2 separate regions of the Homo sapiens genome follow, and region 1 is linked to region 2. A link is a contact called in ENCODE Hi-C or POLR2A ChIA-PET data. All regions are on one chromosome and are shown on one strand. The core of a region is the stretch at or near the end of the contact, and the rest is flanking DNA. Distances in the headings are between cores, read along the strand shown. Region 1 holds the start of MPHOSPH9 (M-phase phosphoprotein 9). Region 2 overlaps KDM2B (lysine demethylase 2B).

Region 1 (4,222 bases), core at 800-3,299, 1.7 Mb before region 2:
ATACATGTTGCCATAAATGTAAAGTACTTAGTGGTCACTAAATGGGAGCATGTCAGATCTCTCAACTACAAGGCTGAGGAACTTTGGAATGACACACCACATACACTGTTGTCTTATGACACAAACCCAGTCTGGGAACTGATTATTTCATCGGCCTTTGTTTTAGAGCTTAGGGTGAAAAGGCATCTACAACAGTGGCTTGTAAATTATTTTACTTGGTATGGTCCAATTTAAGAAGTACTTGATAAGCCATGACATTACTGAAAACATGTTATTTGGTGGGATCATAATTCTGGTCTGTGAAATCAGGTACTAAGGAGATCACTGTGATGCCAAAAATATAGCCTGACTTCCCAGCAGGTTCACACTGAAAGATAAAACCATCTTCAATGAAGTAAGTCCTGGTTTAAACATAAAATATCTTTTGGAATTATGTAATATAATTTAAAAAATCATGAAAGATAGGATAACATCAAATTTACCCTTTGAAAATTGCCAGGCGTGGTGGCTCATGCCTGTAATCCCAGCACTTTGGGTGGCCGAGGCAGGAGGATGACCTGAGGTCAGGAATTCGAGACCAGCCTGGCCAATATGGCAAAACCCCGTCTCTACTAAAAATACAAAAAATTAGCCGGATGTGGTGGCGGGCACCGGTATTCCCGGCTACTCGGGAGGCTGAAGCAGAAGAATCACTTGAACCCGGGAGGCAGAGGTTAAAGTGAGCCGAGATCGCGCCACTGCCCTCCAGCCTGGGTGACAGAGAGAGACCTTGTCCCCCCTACCCCCCTCCCCCACAAAAATAAAAAAAGTAAAAAAAAATTGGTAGGTATACTTAGGAAGCTCCAATGAGATGTAACGCCTCCTGGCAGATCTGTTATTCCAAGGGCAGATCCATTTCCTGGGTTGTGGAGGCCTAAGTGATAGTGCCAGGGAAGTCCCTTTACTGTGAGCCAGAACTCCTGGAGGTAAATCGAGTAGCTGGAAAGACCTTAAAGGTTAACTATGCTGAAGAATGTGGCCTGCACAGTGCGCATGAAATGGGCTGGGGTCCCACGGGGAGGAGAGCGAGTTCCCTTTGGTCCTTCAAAAGTAGGGCTGGGTGGCTTGCGCCTGTGATCCCAGCACTTTGGGAGGCCGAGGAAGGAGGATCGCTTGAGGCCAGGAGTTCGAGATCAGCTTGGGCAACACAGTGAGACCCCCCCACCCCACGTCTATTAAAAAAAAAACGAGTATCTCCGCAAAAGCCTAGCAAGGGCAGTGCTGACCTCTACTACGTGCCAGGCCTGAAACAGCACCTGATGCGTGCTCACAGCTCCATTCCGCTCAGTTTTGTACATGAGGATCCTTCCGTTTCGCCTTGGGCCTCCGTGGAACCGTTATCTCCAGGACGGTAGTCTCTCCTCTCCCCTGCCCTGAGTGCCTGAACAGCCCCAGGGCCGACCCACAGCACCTAGCGTAAACCAGGTCCCGAGAAAACTGAGCTCGGGTGTCACGGCCGGCCCCACCCCACCGCCAGCGCGGCCTCAGGTAAACTGGCTGCGCCACTCGGGGTCGCAAGTCGGGAAAAACCCAGGCGTCCCGGCTCGCAGTCCTCTCTCCGGAGCCTTTGACAGTCGTCGGCAGCCGTAGGGTTACCTGGCTTCTCCGCAGATGCTTACCTGGTCTCAGGACCCGACTCGTGCCCTCAACGTTCTAGGGATATCCAAATCACCTCAGCGGAGGATTCGCAATCGCGATCCCTGATCTGCGCACGCGCCGTACTCCGATCGCGGTTTCTCTTATCTACCAGAGGCTCATGTTTACTCACTGCGCATGCGAGAAACTGAAGCTTCTTTCCCTCGTGGCAGCGGCTGGCTCCCAGAGAGCCAATCAGAGAAGAGAGTTTCACAGCAATCCCGCCCCCTTGTCACTCCCCCGGGGTTGGATGTCTCTCTTTGGTTGGAGCTGCGCGAGGGGGAACGGCGAGGTGGACGCGCGCGCCATGCGAGGCTGTCTCCGCCTCCTTCCGGGCAGCCAATCACTGGAGAGACGCCGGGCGCGCGCGCGCTCCCTCGGGTAACGGTCGCGAGAGGCCGCTTGCATGACCCTGACATCGGCAGCGGGAGCGGCGGCCAGGTAAGCGGCCACCAGCCTGCAGGGAGCTGTAGGCCGCTGGGGACAGGAGACGAGACTTAGGAGACACTGTCTTAGCGGCCCCTTGAGTGTGGTGATGGGCTGGGGTGTGGGGTGACGGCTGCCGATTGGCCTGACCCCCTCGGAGCCCTTCGGCGTGTGGGAGCTCTGCCCGGCCGCGGTGCGCCTTTTCTAGACTCGGCGCCCTTGAGTGACACTCGCGCGGCCCAATCGCAGATCGCTCTTCCTGAGGGGCGGGGGGTTTGTGGGGTTTTTTTAATTTTTCCCCCCATTTTTTGCCAAGGTGCCCCGGTTTCCTTTTGGAATCGCGGTTGTAGTTGCAGGAGCGGTGGCTTTTCTCCGTCCTCCCTGCTTTCCGTAGCTTAGGCGACTGCATAGATTCTCCCTCTCCTTCCCACTTTGACCCGATAGCCGCCACCAGCCATTGCGGGCTGACTGTGAGCTCAGAATGTCGGGATCTGGCCTCATCCCCATCTGAAATCTCTTCCTCTCCCCCAAGCCTCCCGTCAAGGCGGAGCGCCCAGTTAACTTTCATGTTTCATAACCATCAATCGTTCCTTTTCCCCAGCTCCCTTTTTTTGCTAGGGGGTAGGGACACCAAAAGCGTCATATCTTGTTGCTGGGAAATATAAAAGCTCTGCTCTTATATTCATTCTGTATCAAGTTAAAAAAATTTTTTTTTGCATTGTATTTGTGGGTGTTTAAGGATTTTTCCCTCTTACTTCCCTGCCCTCCCCCCAGCACCTCCACCCCAAATGGAGAAGCATCTTTGAATTTCTAGTGGTTTTCCATCTGGATCTGCATCCGGATCCGGATTACCTTAGCAGGGGAAATAATAGATGGGGTTGCAGGTTCATCTCCCTGGAGAGCTTGTGTTTTCCTGGTGTAATAGCATGGTGATTGGAATCCAGGTATTTCTGTTGCCAGTTGGAAGGGGCAGTCCTTGACTGTTTCAATGCCCCATTTGTCGTGGGTGATGGGCTGAGCCACTGGGGAAAAGTCCATTTAGTTAGGTCCGGTTACCCTTTGCATTCACTCCTGTCCCTGAAGGAAATGGTCCCTGTTTTTGTGTAATGCTTTATAAAAGCAGGCCCTAGAAAGTGGGAATCTAGCAGAAGCGGAATACTAGATAATATTCCTGTTGCACTCTCTAAGCTTTTCAGTTTGTAAGCAGCTGAAGTTTTCTTTCTTTCTCCTTTTTCCTCTTGCTCCCTTGCTCTTTTATAAGTGCATGAATTCCCCAGGAAGGAGGCATCTTGTTTGACCTGTTACAGCCAATTTGCCATGGTATATATCCAGCTTCACTGAAATTTTAGTTGGCCTGGCAAATAATTTTTTTATTTTTATTTTTATTTTTTAAGAGATGGGGTCTTGGTCTGTTGCCCAAGCTGGAGTGCAGTGGCAGGATCATAGCTCACTGCAGTCTTGAACTCCTGGGCTGAAGTGATCCTCCCACCTCAGCCTCCAGAGTAGCTGGGACATGCTCCCAGTAGCTGCAGGCAGGCTCCAGTGTGCCCAGTGGTTTATTTTCTAAGAATAGCTGCACAGAGACAAAAGACCATATATATAGTTCAAAATGTACTTCCAGACAATGGGGAAGCTATGGTTGTTAACAGTTTAATTGGCTCTTTTTAATACAAATTAAATATTAAGTAGTTCAGTTCTTCTTGTCTCTGTATAAGTCAACAAACATATATACTTGGTAGAATTTATTAAACAAATGAACAAGGCATGCAAGTATTCCAATTGTTACATAATAGAATTATATCTAGAACTTTCATTGTAAAGCCTGGCAAAATGGTTTGCGCTATAATCCCAGCTGCTCGGGAGGCTGAGCACTTGAGGCCAGGAGTTGTAGACCAGCCTGGGCAACATAGCAAGATGCTGTCTCTAAAAAAAAGAACCTTGATTATTAAACATATAAAAATCTGAAATATTACCTGAAAAAGGTGATGCTACTTTTGCAAATAATCCTTAATGTAGATTTTTAATTGAGATACATAATTCACATACCATAAAATTCAGTCTTTTACAAGTGTACAATTCAGTGGTTTTTAGTTCACAAGGTTGTGCAGCCATCACCACTATC
Region 2 (4,089 bases), core at 1,051-3,550:
CCAGGCAGGTGGGGCCCTCTCTCTGGGTCTTGTCTGGGCCTGGGTCTCCAGCTGACTGCCTGTGTTTTCTCCCAAGATTTTTTGGCTGATTCCTCCAACGCTGCACAATTTGGCGCTGTACGAGGAGTGGGTGCTGTCAGGCAAACAGAGTGACATCTTTCTGGGAGACCGTGTGGAACGATGCCAAAGAATTGAGCTGAAGCAGGGCTACACATTTTTCATCCCTTCCGGTAGGTTTCCAGGGGCACTCTCTGGGCTCCTCGAGTCTCCTGCGGCCTGAGCCAGGGTTTTAGGCCCCCTGAGGGTTGCTCTGGGCCTGGTGGGTTTGACAGGCCATTGGCAGTCCCCGAGGGGAGCCAGCCGTGGGCTGGAGGGAAAAGCCGTGCAGTTTTCCCCTCACATCCCACCTGTATCTACCACCTACGGGCTGGAATTCTCTCTCCCTTGGAGAAGGCCTTGGGCCCTCTCAGGGGAGACTCGAATCCCTGTGCAGGACTTCCTGTGGAGATTGTGTGTTGGGTAATGGGGGTGGGTTTGCCCTGAGGCAGGGTCTGGGGAAGGGCTGTGCATGGCCTCAGGTGGAATTCTGGATCGACCACTTAGAGGCTGTGACTTCACTTCTTCGTGCCTCTATTCCCATCTGTAAAATAGGATTAAGATTTCCCCAGGGTGGTCATGAGGGCTGAGTGAGTTCAGATCTCCTTGCCTCCAGTTCACTGGAGATGGACTAAGGGCTTTTGGCTGGTTCCTGGCTCAGTCACTAGTAGATGTGGCTGATGACCTAGGGGTCAGGGAATTATCTCTTAGGTTGCATTAATGGAAGCATTCTACCTAGGATGAGAGAGGTGATAGTCCTGCTGTGTAGAGGGAGGGGGTCAGGCCACACATAGGAGTTGTGCTTTTTTTCTTTTTTTTTTGAGACAGTCTTGCTCTGTCACCCAGGCTAGGGTGCAGTGGCGTGATCTTGGCTCACTGCAACCTTCACCTCCCAGGTTCAAGCAGTTCTCATGTCAGCCTCCCAAGTCTCAGCCTCCCAAGTCTCAGCCTCCCAAGTAGCTGGGATTACAGACGTGCGCCAACATGCCCAGCTAATTTTTGTATTTTTAGTAGAGGTGGGGTTTTGCCATGTTGTCCCGGCTGGTCTCCAACTCCTGGCCTCAAGGGATTCTCCCTCCTTGGCCTCCCAAAGTGCTAGGATTACACATGTGAGCCACCGCACCTAGCCTGTAGGAAGGAGGTTTTGTTCCTCTTGGTCATTGTACTTTGGAGGTTAAATCAACCTGAAGTGGGGTGTGGGTGTGTCTGGAAACCACATCAGGTGAGATGTGTTTGAAGGAGGAATTGGGTTGCTTTACATGAGGAAGTGAAGGCATATGGTAACTGCAGTCAGCCAGGTGAAGGATTGTCTCCTGAAAGGAGTATAGCCGAGTGGTGTTGAAATAACTTGCTCTGTTAGGTAGTGAGCTCCCTGTCACTGGAGGCATACAAGTAGAAAGTAGATATGGATGACTCAAGGTGCTTGCAGACAATCTACAACTGGGTGGAAGCTTGGACCAGAGGATAGGAGTATCCTTTGAGGCCACCAAGATGTTTCTGAGAGTTGGGCTAGAAACTGGTCTTAGGTCTGGACATCAAGCACTAGTGGTGGTTGTAGTAGCAGTTCCTGCTATGGGGATGGGGCCTCCAACACCTGGGTGCTTCTAGAAAGTTGGGCAGAAACTGGAGACTTCCCTATTAGGGAGATTTGGCATTTGGAAGTAGCAGGGTTTAGTGCGGGGATGACTTTGTTACCATGGCCCCAGGTCTGTCCTCAGACCTGCTTGGCTCAGGGAAGGGACCGACCCCTGCTTGGGATGGAAGGGAACTGCACTTGGTGGTCAGCGTTTATAGGGGACACCCTGGCAGATGTGGAGTAGTGGAGACTCGGGAAGGAGGTGGCATCCTCCTTCTAAGCTGTGCTCAATCCACTCTGCAGGTGTTGCTGGATTGGCCCTGGATTCAAAGGATGACTGGAAGGCTCTTGGCCTTGCTGCTGACTCTGTGACGTTAGCTGGTCTCTTCCTCTCTCTGCACCTCAGCTCTCTCTACAATGGTGGTGGGGTGGAGCTGAACTCTGGGACCCTCAAGTTCCCTCCCAACCCCATCCTCTGAGCCTAACAGGCCTTAAGTCTCTCTGTCCAGGCCTTATGCAGAGCTGGGAGGTGGCTCATCACTTTTCCCCTGTGTGGGATGGTGTGGGTGTTGATGTTGGTGACTTAAGCAAGCTGGGGGAGGTCTTGAGAAGCCCTGGCAGCAGGGGTGTGGGCGTGGCTGTCTATTGAAGGCAGGAAGAGGAAATGTGCATTTGAGTTGCTGCAAGCAGGAGTCCAGTTAGGTCCTGGCAAAGACTTCTGGCCTGAAGGGTCATGCATTGAGATACCAGGATTTTTTCCCCTGGAGTTTTGGGAAGTAGAAAAGGGACAGTTGGAATTTGCCACCCTCTGAGATACAGGGGTGGGGTAGGGTGGGAGGGAGGGTGCAGCATAGTTCAGCGGTTCCCAGCCATTGATTTCATGGACCAGTGAAAAAAAACTTAGGAACAGATACAGAGTTGCCAACTTATAATTTTGCTAAAGATGGGTGTTAAGATCAACAAACCCCATGGTCTATTCTGACACTAAAAAAGTTACAAGTATAAAATGTCAGAATAAAGGATAGTACTTTAACTTTGATAGTTTTTCTCATTCTGTTTCCAACCAGTGAAAACTAAAGGACCAGAGACTGGGGTCCACTGACCTAGATTAGTATTTTTTTTTTTTTTTTTTTTTTGAGAGGGAGTCTTGCTCTGTTGCCCAGGCTGGAGTGCAGTGGCGCAATCTCGGCTCACTGCAAGCTCCGCCTCCCGGGTTCACACCATTCTCCTGCCTCAGCTTCCCGAATAGCTGGGACCACAGGCACCCGCCACCATGCCTGGCTAATTTTTTGTGTTTTTAGTAGAGACACGTTTTCACTGTGTTAGCCAGGATGGTCTTGATCTCCTGACCTCATGATCTGCCCACCTTGGCCTCCCAAAGTGCTGGGATTACAGGCGTGAGCCACTGCGCCTGCTCTTCTTTTTTTTTTTTTTTGAGACAGAGTCTTGCTCTGTCGCCAGGCTGGAGCATGGTGGTGCAATCTTGGCTCACTGCAACCTCCGCCTCCCGGGTTCAAGCGATTCTCCTGCCTCAGCCTCCCTAGTAGCTGAGATTACAGGTACACGCCACCATGCCCGGCTAATTTTTGTATTTTTAGTAGCAACGGGGTTTTGCCATGTTGTCCAGGCAGGTCTCGAACTCCTAGGGTCAAGTGATCCACCCGCCTCGGCCTCCCAAAATGCTGGGATTACAGACATGAGCCACCGCGCCCAGCCCCTAGATGAGTATTTTAGGTCCTCCCCAGGCCTGGGGATTCTCTCCAGCATTCACACCCTCTGAGCCACGTACAGACACACATCTGAGATTCGTGGTACTTGATTTGTGGCTTTGAGGAGAGAGTCTTGGGAAACCCAGAAAGGGTTTGCAGCTCCCTGGATGGGAGTTTTTCTGTATTGAAGCAGAGAATTGAATTCTGGCATTTCCCACCTCTGACCTGAGTTTTCATTGCCACAGTGTGACCTTAGGCACCTCTCCTCCTGCCACACTGACCTCACGCCTCCCAGTCCGTGGTTCATGGAGTCTTCAGTTCTCTGAAAGCTCATAGGATGCTGATGGTTTAGGAAGACTTTCATCATAAAGGGATGCTGGATTTTGTCAAATGCTTTTTCTGTGTCTATTCAGATGATCGTGTGATTTTTTAATTTTTAATTCTGTTTACGTGGTGTATCACATTTATCGACATGTGTATGTTAAACCATCCCTGGCATGAAACCCACTTGATCATGGAGGGATTATCTTGTTGATATGCTGTTGGATTTAGTTACTAGTATTTTGTTGAGGTTTTTTGCATCTATGTTAATCAGGGATATTGGTCTTTAGTTTCCTTTTTGTTATGTCCTTTCCTGGTTTGGGTATTAGGGTGATACTGGCTTCATAGAATGATTCAGAGAGGATTCTCTCTTTCCCTCTCTTTTGG

What was found. Hi-C counts contacts between places; a loop is a spot of excess contacts on that map. ChIA-PET counts read pairs that join two places held with the same protein, here RNA polymerase II (POLR2A). Pooled maps may share reads with other maps.
Region 1: a pooled map shows a loop between it and region 2 (4-fold over the local background). The contact joins the promoter of MPHOSPH9 here to the enhancer-like site in region 2. A Hi-C loop is called at or near these places in 5 of 50 pooled maps. POLR2A ChIA-PET finds 5 or more read pairs at or near these places in 2 of 52 experiments (CD8-positive, alpha-beta memory T cell and GM12878).

Annotation. Positions count from the first base shown.
Region 1 is chr12:123,230,968-123,235,189 of GRCh38, reverse strand. It overlaps MPHOSPH9 (M-phase phosphoprotein 9), which reads left to right and starts at 2,049. Exons shown (of 24, transcript NM_022782.4): 1 at 2,049-2,115. MTRFR (mitochondrial translation release factor in rescue) reads right to left here and starts at 1,754. Exons shown (of 3, transcript NM_152269.5): 1 at 1,659-1,754. RefSeq lists an enhancer at 2,037-2,276.
Region 2 is chr12:121,528,947-121,533,035 of GRCh38, reverse strand. It overlaps KDM2B (lysine demethylase 2B), which reads left to right. Exons shown (of 23, transcript NM_032590.5): 8 at 77-230. Among named protein-coding and RNA genes, the nearest start is that of KDM2B-DT, 50 kb to the left of the region's middle. RefSeq lists an enhancer at 3,037-3,538. Within about 2 kb of position 2,300, at least 23 of the 41 ENCODE cell types and tissues checked have a DNase peak (open chromatin) inside an H3K27ac peak, as active enhancers do.